Linked DNA regions of Homo sapiens: region 1 is linked to region 2. Evidence: read pairs that join two places in POLR2A ChIA-PET (ENCODE). Cell type or tissue: PC-9. All regions are shown on one strand. Each heading gives the region's core, and the rest is flanking DNA. Links, peaks and the distances in the headings are about the cores only. Region 1 overlaps MAP3K5 (mitogen-activated protein kinase kinase kinase 5). Region 2 overlaps MAP3K5 (mitogen-activated protein kinase kinase kinase 5).

Region 1 (5,383 bases), core at 186-5,185, 150 kb before region 2:
TCCACCCACTGCCCCCAAAACATTGCTCTTAACTCCACCGCCTATCCCAAAACCTATAAGAACTAATGATAATCCCACCACCCTTGCTGACTCTTTTTTCAGACTCAGCCCACCTGCACCCAGGTGAAATAAACAGCCATGTTGCTCCAAAAAAAAAAAAAAAAAAAAATAGAGGGCTGGGTGCGGTAGCTCACACCTATAATCCTGAGGTGAGCAGATCGCTTGAGCCCAGGAGTTTGGGATGAGCCTGGGCAATATGGCAAAAACCTCGTTTCTACAAAAAATAGAAAAAATTAGCTGGATGTGGTGGTGTATGCCTGTAGTCCCAGCTATTCAGGAGGCTGAGGTGGGAGGATCGCTCGAGCCTAGGATGTAGAGGTTGCAGTGAGCTGTGATTGTGCCACTACACTCCAGCCTGGGTGACAGAGTGATACTCTGTCTCAAACTTTATATATATATATATATATATATATATAGTTTTAGTATAAAGGTTATTTTAGGAAGCTTTCTTCTTTGAAGATTTTCTCAGGATCATATTATTCTTAGGTTACAATGTGGGTTTTTGTTACTGACTTTTGCCTTTTTATCTTTATAGGAACATGGTACATTCATGAATCAACTTCTTGTTCGTCTTTGCCTGTATTGTTCAGCCTATGTTCAGGCACATAATACTTAGTCAATAAATATTTTTTGAATGAATAAGTAAGGCTATATAGAGTAACATTTTACTTTCAAAAGTCTATTCTTTTATTTTATTTTTTTTAGACAATCTCACTCTGTTGCCCAGACTGGAGTACAGTGGCGTAATCTTGGCTCACTGCAACCTTCACCTCCCAGGTTCAAGTGATTCTTGTGCCTCAGCCTCCTGAGTAGGGATTACAGGTGCCTGCCACCACACCTGGCTACTTTTTTGTATTTTTGATAGAAACAGAGCTTCACCATGTTGGCCAGGCTGGTCGCAAACTTCTGGCCTCAAGTGATCTGCCTGCCTCGGCCTCCCAAAGGGCTGGGATTACAGGCGTGAGCCGCCATGCCTGGCCAAAAGTCTATATTTAATACAGGTTTGACTCATAGAAACATAGGCAGAAACAGGATTCCTACTGTGAATGTAAGATGTGCAAAAACTCAAAATACATTTTTATTTTCTTGGATAGACTAACAGTTTTAATCAAGGCAGAATACACTGATACCTAATAATTGATTCCTTGTAAATTATTAAAGTATAAACAGAGTCTTCACTTATGAATTTGTCATTTGCTTCCTGCTAGTCTCTTTTATTGATTTTTCTAATCCATAGGTAAAGGAGGGGTAAAGAGGATTTGCTTCTGAAGTCTAAGAATCTAGATCTGGATTGACTGCCCACACTGCAAAAATGATTTGGCATGCCACTTGAAAGTGGTTGAGGGGGTGGGCAAGGCCCATGGCTTTTTTAAAAAAATGGGAAACGAAAGATATATTTATGAATTTGAAGTCCTGGAAGAATGTCTCTTGAGAGGTATAAATGCAGTGTAAATTCAGAGACTGTTGTCATTTTCGTTCAGTTTTCATCATATGTAAAGTTATGAGACTAAAAATTCTATCATGGGAACATCTTAAAGGATAAAAATTAGTCAAAATAATAAAAATGAAAAACTGCAAGGCTTTGTTATGTAATTTTTTTTAGTGCTCTAAAATATTATATAAGAACAAATTTGCAGGGCAAAGAAGATTACTTTTAAAAGGCATGAAGATTGTTGAACCTTAAATTTTAGTATGACATGATGACATTGATCTGCAGTGTATCTAAGAGAAAGTAAAATCAAAATAGCATTTGTTCCTAAATTACCAAAGTGCCTAATGTACTCTCAATATTTTAGCAAAAGTTGTGCATTGGGTGCTGGTATTAAAATAAGTTTTAATTATTTACAGAAAGGCTATTTAGTTCTAATACTTTTATATAACTCTCCTATTACCACTTTGCCACTTTAAATGGTTTTATTTTTGTGTTCCCTAAAATATATTCAGATATTTCAGTTATGAAAAGAAGCCTCTAAGATCTATAAAATGAGGCTGGGCACAGTGGCTCATGCCTGGAATCCAGCATTTTGGGAGGCCGAGGCAGGTGGATCATCTGAGATCAGGAGTTCCAGACCAGCCTGACCAACAAGGTGAAACCCCATCTCTACTAAAAACAAAAAATAGCTGGGTGTGGTGGCGCATGCCTGTAATCCCAGCTACTTGTGAGGCTGAGGTAGGAGAATCGCTTGAACCAGGAGGTGGAGGTTGCAGTGAGCCAAGATTGCGCTACTGCACTCCAGCCTGGGCAGCAAGAGCGAAACTCCGTCTCAAAAAAAAAAAAAAAAAATAAAAAATAAATAAATAAATCTATAAAATGAGTTCTCTGATTAATGTCTGTTGATCTTCTCATATTTCCAATTGGTAAACACAGTAATAGAAAGGAATCTTGCTAATTATTATGAACATTATTTACAAATCTGTGATGCTATCTGACTAGACAGACAGCTCATAAATTCTTGCTTCCCAACACAGAAACATCTCCCTTGAGCTTATTTCTCCAAAGACCCAGCCCTGACTCTCTTACTTCCTGTAAACTGTGTTGAAACTGAGATGCTGTTATAGTTGTATTTGGCTGGGTTGCTAAGGAATACCACAATCTTTCCCTGGAACTTATTTTCTTGAAAAGTCCTAGAGGTAGGTATGTAGTCAGAAAATAAACCAAGGCAAAGCATCTCTTGATTATTGCACGTGGCTCTTGCCCCACGTCCCAGCATAAAACTCTGGTGAGCCAGGCTGGAACCCTACGACACCTTCCCTGGGCTAGATGACTTGAATGGTCTAGAACCAAAGCAGGCCAAAGTCTTCCTATCGATTTCTACTGCAGCACTGAAACCTGAGTTTTCTCGGGTGTTCACCTTGATTTGCTGGAAAACCATAGAGATACTGGAAAGCCAAAATGAGCTTTGCTTCTGAGCTTCGTGTGGTTCTGAAGAGAAAGCCTATGCACACTTGAGAAAGTGTCTCTTGGAGTCTTGGGGTCAGTCTTCCTAATGAGATGGAAGAGGAAAAGGAGACCTTATCCACATGCACCGGGCCATCAGCCCCTCAGTGCTGACAATGCTCTGATAATCTAGAAAAAGTGACTCATGTTACTCACCTAAGCCTTGCAAGTGTCTCTCTCCCATCAGTTTGTGGAAACTGTCTTGTGATGAATCGGCAGGGCCTTTAAGCATCCAATAGTATGACCTTCAGGCTTAATTTTCCTTGACAGGAGGGTAAAGGGGCTGACCACTCCTTTTCTCTTGAAGAATTGTTCTTTCATTATTTAGGACACTTATGATAAAGAGATGAGTACAACACAGGCAATACCCTTCCGGGAGGCGGAGGTTGCAGGGAGGCGGAGGTTGCAGTGAGCCGAGATTGCGCCACTGCACTCCAGCCTGGGCGACAGTGAGAGAGACTGTCTCAACAACAACAGCAACAAAAAGGCAATACCCTTAAGGAGCTTCTAGTCTAGTTGGAAAGACATATTCAGAGAGATCATTTCATTGCACTCTGACTTAGCTGTATAGCATCCATGCCCAGCTCAATGAAAGTGACCTGCATTTTGTTTTTTTGAGACAGGTCTGGCTCTGTCATGCAGTTTGGAGTGCAGAGGTACCATCTCAGCTCACTGCAACGTCTGCCTACCAGGCTTAAGTGATCCTCTCACCTCAGTCTCTCCAGTAGCTAGGACTACAGGCATGCACCACCATGCCTGGCTTATTTTTGTAGTGTTTTTTTTTTTTCTGTAGAGGCGGGGTTTTGCCATGTTGCCTAGGCTCGTCTTGAACTCCTGGGCTCAAGCGATCTGCCCATTTTGGCCTCCCAAAGTGTGACAGTGACTTTCAAGTACATATTTCTAGCCCATTCTTCTCTCCTTAGCTCCATTTCTACTTTTCCATCAATCTGCTGAACATATTTTTCAACTTCCAATTTTAATGTCATAATTTTTTCCTTTTAACTTACACCCCTTTGCTTACCAGTGATAGTGTTTTCTCTCTAGTCACCCTGACTAGAAACCTCAGTGTCATCTTTGACTCCTTGCTTCTTATTCATCTGTTCATCTAATGAGTGCCTTCTGTATACAAGATACTATTCTAGCCTGTATGGTTACGGTTAGCCTGGAGCAGAGGGCACTTGTCTAGGGAAATTGTCATTAAAAAGTAGCTTTTCAACTTTAACTTTTTTTTTTTTTTTTTTTTGGAGACAGAGTCTTGCTCTGTCACCCAGGCTGGAGTGTGGTAGCAAGATCATGGCTCACTGCAGCCTTGACCTCCCAGGCTCTTAGCTGTGACCACAGGCGTGTGCCACCATGCCCAGCTAATTATTTCATTTTATTATATTTTTTGAAGAGTCGGAGTCTCACTATGTTGCCCAGGCTGATCTTGAACTCCTGGGCTCAGGCGGTCCTCCTGCCTGGGCCTCCCAAAGTGCTAGGACTACAGGCATGAGCCACTGCACCATGGCTGCTTTCCAGCTATTGAATTACAAATTATGTGCTCAAAGGGAAGTTTAGAGGGCTGGGAGAGGAGACCCTGTGTCTGAGGGCCTAGGTGAAGAGTGAGGAGCATTTCTTGGGGTGGCGGAAACAGGGAAGAGCTGAGTTGTGCATGAGGATCTAGGAGGAAGCCAGGGAGCAGAGAGGAGCTGGATGCGGCTGGAGAGGGAGGCAGGAACACAGCTAAGCAGGGCATTAGAGACTAAAGTGAAGGGTTTTCAGCCTCTTTCTGAGCCATTAAAGGTTTTTTTTTCATGTAAGAGAATGCCATTATCAGCTTAGCATTTTTAAAAAGATCAACATGAATTTTGTGTTGCGAATGGAGTGGAGTTGCATGCGTTAGGAGACCAGATGGGCCATATAGATAGAGAGGAGTAAATGGACTCAGCAGGAAGTAGAATTGATGGGACTTCATGATTCAGTGGATTGAGGAGGAGACGACAACCTCATATTTCTGGAATGGGCAACTGCGTGAATAGAATAATGGTTTCCCCAACATCTGAAGCATCGAGATCTTGTCAGTGGACCCCAGGAACGTGCCTCAGCCCCGTTTCCTCTGTTCCATCTGCACTGACATCATTCTTCCCTAGGCTGCCGAGGACCTCCATTGAGGCATCCTCTGCAGATTTGCTCCTCTCTAGTCCAGCATGTGGGTGTCCTGTTCTTCCCGAAGCATTCTTCTGGACATCTTACTGTGCCCATGCAAAACCTTTGATCAATCTCCCTTTTCTGCAGATTAAGCATAGGGTGGGGGAGCCCTATAATCCACCTTCAAACAGGATTTTCTTTTCTTTCTTTCTTTTTTTTTTTTGAGAGCGGTCTCTCTCTGTTGCCCAGGCTGGAGTG
Region 2 (5,383 bases), core at 194-5,193:
CTCAATTCTGTGAGGTAGGTGGGAGTACCTCCATTTTGTAGATGAGGAAATTACCTGGGAGAGAAGTGACATTGCAGTCAGAAGTCACAGCAGTGTGTACCGGATAGAACTCAGACTGGTTTTTTGTTTTTGTTTTTGTTTTGAGACTGGGTCTTGCTATGTTGCCCAGGCTGGTCTTGAACTCCTGGGTTTAAGCAGTCCACCCACCCCACTCTCCTAAGTATCTAGGATGTCATGCCTGGCAAAACTGTTTTTTTGTTTTTGTTTTTTCTTTTGAGATGGGTTCTCGCTCTGTAACCCAGGCTGAAGTACAGTGGTGTAATCTCTGCTCACTGTGACCTCCCCTACCCCGGGCTCAAGTGATTCTCCTACCTCAGCCTCCCTAGTAGCTGGGACCATAGGCACGCACCTCCATGCCTGGCTAATTTTTTGTATTTTTGGTAGAGACAGGGTTTCACCATGTTGCCCAGGCTGGTCTCAAACTCCTGACCTCAAGTGATCCACCTGCCTTGGACTCCCAAAGTGCTGGGATTACATGTGCGAACCCCCACGCCTAGCCAGAACTCAGATTTTGTATCTACTGTTTGCTCTTTGCTTTTACCTTCTGGCTCTAGTCCATCTTTCTCTCTACCTTCCTGCAGGAGGAGAGAGAGACATTCTGTGTAAGTTTTTTCCCTAGAGCATTCAGTCAGCAATACCCCTGGCCCAGCTCCCACCTCAGGGCAATGGATATTTTAGGGTACAGAATTAAACACATTTTGAATATATTTTTTTGAAAAAACTAAATTCTGACCTATTAATAACTTCAAATGTCTTTACATTTCTTTCCTCTTACTCTTAACTTGGCAAGCAGCAGTTTCAGTGCTGTCAAGACTCAGTAATTTCTGAGAGGAAAATCCCTCGTTTCACACACTTTGTGGGACAGGATGTTAACACAGTATCTTCTGCTACTAATCTGGGGAACATCTTTTTTGTAAAATCTCCAAAGGAATTGTAGGAAAGCAGTCCTCACAGAGCCCTTTTCTTGGACCTCTTCCACTGGTGTCACGTAAGAGTGACGTGTGTCACTAACATGTATAGATCTGTCCCCAGCACCGGTCCCGAGGGCCCTGCACATCATAGGCTTCAAACGTGAACTTGGTGGTCACTAAGTCCCAGGTGGGTTAGTCCCAGGTGCTCAGTCAATAAATTGGTCTGCATCACCTTTTGGTGATTTTGATGAGGGAAAAGGCAGCAGTGATCACCATTTATGGAGTGCTTACTGTGTTACCTTGCTCTGCACTAAGTGCTTTACATATGTTGTTTTATTGAAATTCATACATCAGCCTTAATCATTAGGTATCATTATCCCAGTTTGTGGTGAGAAAATGAAGGTTCAAAGAGGTTGAATAACTTGCCCAAGGTCACAAAGCTAGTTGGTAATAGAGCTGAGACTCAAGCAAGACTTAACAGGCCAAAGGGAATTAATTATCTTCTCCCAAACCTGTCCCCGGCACACTCTTCTGTCCCAGTTGGCAGCCACTCCCGACATTGTTATCCAGGGCACTTCTCTTTTCTCACACTCCAACCCAGTCCGTCCACGAAGCCTTCAAAACATGTCCAACATTGGGCCGGTTCTCACCACCTCTGCTGCTGCCACTCTCATCGCTCACCTGCATTTTCGGTGGCTTCCCCAACTGTGCTCCTGCTTCACTTTTGCCCCCTACTGTCTACTCTCAGCACTGCAGCCAGAGTGATCCCTCTGAAACATAAACCAAGTCCTATTGCTCAGAGCCCTCAGTGGCTTGCTTTTTTTTTTTGTTCAGAGTAAACAAATGTCAGAACCCTCATAGTGGGGGACAAGGCTCTGACCTGATTCGGAGTCTGTTCCCTTTCAGACCCCATTTCCTACTCTTCTTCTGTTATTTACTCAGAGCCAGAAACGTGGACCTTCCTGCATTTCCTCCATGACAGCAGGCAGGGTCCCATCACAGGGCCTTTGCACAGGCTTTTCCTCCTGCCGCTACCCCAGCTGTCTGCATGGGTAACTTTCTTACCTTCTTCCAGTCTCAACGCAGATGTCCACCTCTGCAGTGAGACCAGCCATGAACACCCTATTTACCATGGCAGCCTTCCTGCTGATCCTCTTCACTCGGGTCTATATTTTTTTGGTCATAACATGTCACTTTCTAACATGCTGTATAATTTACTTACTGTGCTGATAATTTATCATCTGGCTTCTACTGCAAAAACATAAGCCCAGGTATTTCTATATGTTTTCTCCTCTGCTGTATTCTAAGTGCCTAGAACAGTGCCTGGCCCATAGTAGGTCCTCAGTGTGGATCTGTTAAATGAATGAGTGAATGAATGAAATGTGACATTAGAGTTTAATTAACCACTAAGCTGTACCACCTCCCTGGGTAGTTGCAGCAGCAAAGAAATTCTACAATAGATATTTCAAAGCAATTTTTTAAAAAAACTTTAGAATGCAGATATGTGAGGTATGAGTTTTAGAGCAAATACTCTCATTGATTTTACTTAAGCCAGTGTTCAGGTTGGCTCTCATCTTCATTATCCAGCTTCGTAAATTGCTTTGTTTAAAATATTATGTGTCATGTATTTGTGGAGTAAAAAGAGGAGCAGATAAGAACACATGACTCAACCTGTTTTTCTGGCACTTGCTCAGTGGGGGATAATTAAACACAATTGGCAGATGGTTATCTGACAAATCAAATATTGCATAATTTGTTGTTGACATTACTTGAATTGTCTAATTTACGATGTTTAAAAATTAAAAATTTCCAAATTTTGATCCACTATAACTCCCACTTAGCTATTAGTACAACTTAAATTCTCTCATTAATTCTATTCTAGGCCCCGAGACAACAAAAGGGGGTGGTAGGCTTCGATGCATTTTCGAAAAGACCATTTGAGCTTATTTAAATCATACAAAATTATCACTTGGGGAAAAGCTACAAATGAAGAGAAATCATACCAATTTTGTAGTAAAGGTGGGCGAGCGTCTTTGGGGAGCATGGTTGCCTTGTCTTTGGCCAGGTGAAAGGCTTTCTGAGAGCAGACATGTGCAGTTGTATGTTAGCGTGAACTACTGCTATGCAGTGATAAGGTCTGCAGGATAAACCTAGAAAGACTGCAATACATAACAAAAATGATACACTTTTATTTTTGTAAACAATAGTCCATTTCTCACCTATGATAGTGCTTTTCAGAGGAACAGTTTGCAGGAATTTTACACAATTGTTTTCACCTAAAACCATGCATGAGGCATTCCTAAAAGGTGTCATCTGTATTTATCAAAATGTCTGTCACTTTGGTTATGAATCAGAAAATCTGAAGCAGTTCTTTTGGCAAACACCTCATAATTTGAAGTAATTCAACATGGCATCTTGGATGAGTTCTTGTTTGCTGACTATATTATTTGTATATCAGAAGCAGGGTATGCGGTGATATGTTTCTATTCATGCTCCTGACTCATTGCTAGACTTTAGGAAACCACTTTATGGGGTATTCGAAGTTCAAATCCAGCCTCTCATTTAGGTTAATGAGGTAGTTGTACTTAAGTGTTTACCTGGGGTATACTAGGCCAGAAGCAGACTAAGGGCTCGTGGCCCCCTCCACTTAATTCTTTCTATTATACCACACTCTCCACCTCTCTGATTCCATGCAGGCTTAAAGCTCTTCCCTTTTTCATTGTATTCTTTTTGTTTGTTTGTTTTTTTGAGACAGAGTCTCACTCTGTTGCCCAGGCTGGAGTGCAGTGGCGTGATCTCGGCTCACTGCAACCTCCGCCTCCTGGGTTCAACTGATTCTCCTGCCTCAGCCTCCTGAGTAGCTGGGATTATAGGTGCCCGCCACCAAGCCCGGCTAATTTTTGTATTTTTAGTAGAGACAGGGTTTCACCATGTTTGCCAGGCTGGTCTCAAACTCCTGACCTCGTGATCCGTCTGCCTTGGCCTCCCAAAGTGCTGGGATTACAGGCGTGAGCCACCGCACCCGGCCTTCACTTTATTCTTAGTCACTGTATCTGATTATGTGTCTATATGGATGGCTCATGGCCTGTCTTTGATCTCTTAAACCTGTTAGTCCATGGACCACAGACAGCAGCAGGAGTCATGTATATTTGGATTACAGAATAGGGCACACCAGAAATTTATTTGCATTAATTTTCACAATGGCTTTCAGAATCTTTATGCTGTCATGATTAAGAAATAAGAATGAAAACAGAAGAGTTAAAGCATTCAATTTAGGAACTGAAAAATAGAGATAGAGCTAAGGAAATGGATGAATGAACTATATTCTCTTCTGGAAAAGATTAGAAGTTTACATAATAACAGTCTTCATGCACTTCAAGAAATGTGTACTGATGTTATTGTTCTCAAAAGACTAATTGTTAGAAGTTTCTAAGAAGCCCAATGAAATGATGCCTCACTTATACTCCACTGTCTAGGGAATAAGAGCGTACCTATTCATAACCAGATAATATGGGTAAAGTATTTTTATGTCACTGATGAAATCCATTATAAAAACTGCTATTTCCACTTTTATTAATAGCAGAGAAAACTGGAACTCACAAACGATATTAGGACTTGAATCATGTTTTTACAGTTGTCTCATTTCTGTTGAAAAATTCTGTTGAAAAACTGTCATTAGATACCCTTCTGTTTTATCTTTTTAAAATGGAAATGTGTTTGAATTGTTTCCAGGTACCCTCCAGTATATGGCACCAGAAATAATAGATAAAGGACCAAGAGGCTACGGAAAAGCAGCAGACATCTGGTCTCTGGGCTGTACAATCATTGAAATGGCCACAGGAAAACCCCCATTTTATGAACTGGGAGAACCACAAGCAGCTATGTTCAAGGTCACACTTCATTTCTCTTAAAAACAAATGGATAAAGCTTTTTATAGCTGTTGGATGTTCTGTGTGTGTGTGTCATATTTTTTTAGATAAAGGGTGCTAAGTAAACACAACTTAGAACACATTAAAGGTCAAGAAGATTCTCTCTCGGTTAGAACCAGCGCTGGTGCCTCACACAGTGGATCTCTCTGTGCCTTAGTTTTCTCAGCTATAAAGTGAGATTCAATGTAACTTCCATTGACCACCTTTTAACAACGCAGTATAAATAACACATGACTATACTGAAGATGATTTAAGCCCTTTGGGAAACAGTCTGAAAATTTTCCGTGAATGAAGATAGAAGAACTTTTTTTATAATCCATTTAGGAATTAAACCAAAATTAATAATTTCCTTTACTTCTCTACCATAATAGTTTGAAGGCTTCATTTTTTTTAAAAAAAAAAGAGCATAATTACCATTTTAAGTAAATCAGTCTTATTCTCATATACCTACTCCTCTAGCTTGTTAATTTGCCCATCAGTAAC

The links. Peaks named below come from ENCODE experiments on the same cell type or tissue, not always from the same donor. Only the 100,000 strongest peaks of a DNase experiment are listed, where the experiment ranks them.
Region 1: POLR2A ChIA-PET joins it to region 2 with 5 read pairs; 3 of 35 experiments call an interaction of 5 or more read pairs at or near these places.

The regions. Positions count from the first base shown.
Region 1 is chr6:136,754,548-136,759,930 of GRCh38, reverse strand. All of the region lies in intron 1 of MAP3K5 (mitogen-activated protein kinase kinase kinase 5), which reads left to right. Among named protein-coding and RNA genes, the nearest start is that of MAP3K5-AS2, 27 kb to the left of the region's middle. In PC-9, for the core only: no CTCF peak of the experiment used is centred there; no DNase peak of the experiment used is centred there.
Region 2 is chr6:136,604,687-136,610,069 of GRCh38, reverse strand. It overlaps MAP3K5 (mitogen-activated protein kinase kinase kinase 5), which reads left to right. Exons shown (of 30, transcript NM_005923.4): 19 at 4,704-4,861. Among named protein-coding and RNA genes, the nearest start is that of MAP3K5-AS1, 22 kb to the left of the region's middle. In PC-9, for the core only: CTCF peaks have their summits at 1,499 and 1,703 (motif pointing left); DNase peaks (open chromatin) are centred at 1,709, 2,609 and 3,363; H3K4me3 peaks cover 365 bases; H3K27ac peaks cover 1,702 bases.